Regions from separate parts of the Homo sapiens genome. Here region 2 is linked to region 1. A link is a loop called in an ENCODE intact Hi-C map of the cell type or tissue named here. Cell type or tissue: A673. All regions are shown on one strand.

Region 1 (2,500 bases):
ATCACAGCCGAGCATGGTGGCTCACACCTATAATCCCAGCACTTTGGGAGACCGAGGCGGGTGGATCACCTGAGGTCAGGAGTTAGAGACTAGCCTGGAGCCTGGCCAACATGGTGAAACCCCGTCTCTACTAAAAATACAAAAAGTTAGCCAGGTGTGGTGGCAGGCACCTGTAATCCCAGCTACTCAGGAGGCTGAGGCAGGAGAATCGCTTGAACCCGGGAGGCAGTGGTTACCGTGAGCTGAGATCACGCCATTGCACTGCAGCCTGGGTGACAAGAGTGAGACTCCGTCTCAAAAAAAAAAAAAAAAATCACATCTGCAAAGTCTTTTGCCATGTGCAGTAACCTGTGCACAAGTGCCAGGGAGCAGGACATAGACGTTTTGGGGAGGAGGGCACTATTCTGCCTACTGCAATGGTACTGAAGCAAAAGCAATTTTAAAGATTCTTAATATTTTCATCAGTTCGATAAATCAGAAGTGAACTCTTGAGGAGTCTTAAACATTTGGAGGAGGCTCTGTTGGAGAGCTGGCCCTTGCATGCCTCCACCACTATGTTGCTTAGCCATGACTTATCCCATTTCTTGAGGAAAGAGTAATGTGTTTTGGATCTGAGACACAGATGACTACATTCCCCTTGTCACCTTCACTTTGCCAATTCTCCATTTATTTCATTCTATAGAGACCTGACATATTGCCCTTAGAAACTGGCTACTCCCTAGAATACTGCCAATTTGGGGTTAGATGAGAACGATTATAAGATGGCTACTCAAAATAGTGCAGCTTGATTGAAGGTGTATTACAACATCCTCAGCAAATAATAAAAAATAGTGGATTAAAAAAAAAATTGCATTGGGGTTTTGTTTAAAAGGAGGTTACCCCTCCCTACATTGCTGTAGCATGGTGATTCTCTTTATTTTGGTCACTGTTATATTTCGTTCTGTTTGCAACACTATACTTCTATCAGCTGATGTGATGCAGCCAGCAGCTGCCCCCTTGTGTTAGAAATGTCCTATAGCTTAACCATGGAGAATCAGGACTTAATTCATTTACCCTGGCTCCTCCATTTCTTTCCCTGCCAACACAGCTGCAGCATAGCTCCTCCATCTAGAAACCTGGCAGCTATCCCAGCTGGAAGCTACCTGCCAACACTTTTCTGAAGACCAGCCAGAGGAGGAAGAACAGGAGGGCAGAGGGCTGAGGAGGGAGGCAAGAGAAGATGCAAATCTAATTGCACTGGCCTCCAGCCCTCTTCAGATCTCTGTGCTTCCAGAGGGGGTGACATACCATCAGCCATGACTGATCTTGCTTGTAAAAGTCCTATTTAGATGTAAGCACACTTCCCTGAGGTTTCAGATTCCAGAATTACCCTAATATTCCTCTTTACTTTGCAGTTATGCAGAACCAGGAACACCCCACTGACTGGAATAATGACCTCCCAGGCAGAAGAGTGGTGGATTGATGTTCTGATGTCTCTTTACCCTTATACTAGTCATTAAATTATGTACCTTCTTCTCACCTCCATAATGAGCCACAACGCTGTCCAACTTTTCTAGGAGAGGACCTCTTGTTAATGTCAAATTTTATACCATTCCCACATGATAGTAGTTGTACTTTTAGTATCTGTTGATTTTTAAAATATGTGATAAAAAGCACCTGAGTTCAATAAGATTTGGATTAAGTTTTATTTTAATCACACGGTATTGAATTACATTTGAAAATCAGCAAGGACGGGGACGCTGCAGTACCCTGTAAATACCAGTGAGATGAATAAAGAAAGTGCTTGGGGTGCATATGGATTCATGGACCTTTTTACAATAACTCAACACCCTAGAGAAGGAGTGGTTCACAGGCTGGGGCACCACTGGAGAGAAACAGGGGCCAAACTTGCTCAGTTTTGTGTGTGCATGGGCCGGGTCCAGGAGCAGCTCTGTGAGCTCCTTCCAAGTCTGTGCCCTTGGGAAAAGATCAGTGTTTAGATCAGGCCCACCCACAGGAAACCACACTGTTAAAATCCCTTCTTTCGTGGTTCTGAAATCTTCAAAATAAACAAAGCTACCCTGTAGGCTGGGACTTCAGTTGTATCCTTTTGGTTCATGTTACAAACTTTACAAGGAAAAGTGGCCTCATGGCAGCTGGAGCAAAGGAGGGAAATTAAGTAGACAAGACACTTCCTAGGACAGGCGGCTCTAGTCCAGGGGCCTCCCAAGGGGAGCGTGATTTCAAGTTTGCTGCTCTCCCACAAACGAGATGGTAGCTAAAGAAAAGGTAAATGAAGAGAGCTGGCTAGAAACAGAGGTGATAATTCAAGTACTTAGAAACCAGTAGGGCCTGGGTGTCAGTGCATTGGAATGATCCATGAGCCAGAGCTCCTAAAAAGGCCCTGAAGCACAGTCTTCTCCCCACTACCCTAAGGAGCAGGTATTAACCCTTTGGTTGCTGGATCAAGGGAAGGTGAGGGGTTCCAAGGTGGCTGGGGTGGTTGTACAGGGAGTGGATG
Region 2 (2,500 bases), 170 kb before region 1:
TACCAGTGACTTTCTTCACAGAATTGGGAAAAAAAACTACTTTAAATTTCATATGGAACAAAAAAAGAGCCCAGATAGCCAAGACAATTCTAAGCAAAAAGAACAAAGCTAGAGGCATCACACTACCTGACTTCAAACTATACTACAAGGCTACAATAACCAAGACAGGATGGTACTGGTACCAAAACAGATACATAGACCAATGAAACAGAACAGAAGCTTCAGAAATAATACCACACATCTACAACCATCTGATCTTTGACAAACCTGACAAAAGCAATGGGGAAAGGATTTCCTACTTAATAAATGATGTTGGCCAGGCGTGGTGGCTCACGCCTGTAATCCCAACACTTTAGGAGGCCAAGGCAGGCAGATCACGAGGTCAAGAGATCAAGACCATCCTGGCCAACATGGTGAAACCCCGTCTCTACCAAATATACAAAAATTAGCTGGGCATGGTGGTGCACACCTGTAGTCCCAGCTATTCGGAAGGCTGGGGCAGGAGAATTGCTTGAACCTGGGAGGCAGAGGTTGTAGTGAGCTGAGATGCGCCACTGCACTCCAGCCTGGTGACAGAGCAAGACTCCATCTCAAAAAAAAAAAAAAATGGTGTTGGGAAAACTGGCTAGCCCTATGCAGAAAGCTGAAACTGGACCCCTTCCTTAAACCTTATACAAAAATTAACTCAAGCTGGACTAAAGACTTAAACATAAGACCTAAAACCATAAAAACCCTAGAAGAAAACCCAAGCAATACCATTCAGGGCATAGGCGTGGGCAAAGACTTCATGACTAAAACAACAAAAGCAATGGCAACAAAAGCCAAAATTGACAAATGGGATCTAAGTAAACTAAAGAGCTTCTGCACAGCAAAGAAACTATCATCAGAGTGAACAGGCAACCTACAGAATGGGAGAAAATTTTTGCAATCTTTCCCGTCTGACAAAGGGCTAATATCCAGAATCTACAAGGAACTTAAACAAATTTACAAGAAAAAAACAACCCTATCAAAAAGTGGGCGAAGGATATGAACAGACACTTCTCAAAAGAAGACATTTATGCAGCCAACAAATACGAAAAAATTTCCATTATCACTGGTCATCAGAGAAATGCAAATCAAAACCACAATGAGATACCATCTCACACCAGTTAGAGTGGCGACCATTACAAAGTCAAGAAACAACAGATGCTGGAGAGGATGTGGAGTAATGGGAACGCTTTTACACTGTTGGTGGGAGTGTAAATTAGTTCAATCATTGTGAAAGACAGTGTGGCAATTCCTCAAGGATCTAGAATCAGAAATACCATTTGACCCAGCAATCCCATTATTGGTTATATACCCAAAGGATTATAAGTCATTCTACTATAAAGACACATGCACACATTTGTTTATTGCAGCACTATTTACAATAGCAAAGACTTGGAACCAACCCAAATGCCCATCAGTGATAGACTGTATAAAGAAAATGTGGCACATATACACCATAGAATACTATGCAGCCATAGAAAAGGATGAATTCATGTCTTTTGCAGGGACATGAATGAAGCTGGAAACCATCATTCTCAGCAGACTAACACAGGAACAGAAAACCAAACACCACATATTCTCACTCATAAGTGGGAGTTGAACATTGAGAATGCATGGACACAGGGAGGGAAACATCATGCACCAGGGCCTGTCGGGGTGGGGGTCTAGGGGAGGGATGGCATTAGGAGAAATACCTAATGTAGATGACAGGTTGATGGGTGCAGCAAACCACCATAGCACATGTATGCCTATGTAACAAACCTGCATGTTGTGCACATGTATCCCAGAACCTAAAGTATAATTTTTTAAAAAGTGGGGTTGGGGGAAGGTGGTGGACCACAGCAGATTGTATAGGCAGGATGGAGGAGATAGTGTTTGATGTACGTAGGGCCCACAGATTGGTGTGATCAGGTGTGTCATTTACATAATGTGTGGGGAAGGCTGGCTGCCCCACTCTAATCTTATTATGCAAATGAATTATCCTTGGCTGGCACCATCTTGTCTGCTCCTTACTGTACATGTGGCTGGCAGAGAAGGGAAGATGGAGCCACCACCTTGAACATGGCTAGTCCCTAGTTCCTGCTGGCATTCACTCGTGCAAGCTCCCAGCTTGCTTGTCTATGCAGCTCAACTTTACAGGGTGCTCTTTGTTAGAAAATGATTTGGGGCTGCTTTTCATTAAAAAGAAAAGCCTTACTGAGGACTCCAGTACCCTTTCTTACTATCTGTCTAAGTAATTTCATCTTAACTCCTGTGTCATCGGTGCTCATGATGGAGTCAGTTTAGGTTAGGCAAGACAAAAAATACCATTTACACTCAGGAGCAGTGGCTCATGCCTGTAATCCTAGCACTATGGGAGGCTGAGGCAGGAGGATCATTTGAGCCCAAGAGTTCGAGACCAGCCTGGACAACATAGTGAGACCCATCTCTCCAAAACACAAATTAAAAAAAAATATTAGCTGGGCATGGTGGT

What was found. Peaks named below come from ENCODE experiments on the same cell type or tissue, not always from the same donor. Only the 100,000 strongest peaks of a DNase experiment are listed, where the experiment ranks them.
Region 2: it touches region 1 in a loop (1.9-fold over the local background); 7 of 110 quality-filtered maps call a loop at or near these places.

Annotation. Positions count from the first base shown.
Region 1 is chr14:56,421,794-56,424,293 of GRCh38, forward strand. The region is part of intron 6 of LINC02284 (long intergenic non-protein coding RNA 2284); the gene reads left to right. Among named protein-coding and RNA genes, the nearest start is that of LINC02284, 110 kb to the left of the region's middle. In A673, a CTCF peak has its summit at 1,009 (motif pointing left); DNase peaks (open chromatin) are centred at 1,018 and 2,058; H3K27ac peaks cover 1,481 bases.
Region 2 is chr14:56,253,805-56,256,304 of GRCh38, forward strand. The region is part of intron 2 of PELI2 (pellino E3 ubiquitin protein ligase family member 2); the gene reads left to right. Among named protein-coding and RNA genes, the nearest start is that of LINC02284, 56 kb to the right of the region's middle. In A673, no CTCF peak of the experiment used is centred here; no DNase peak of the experiment used is centred here.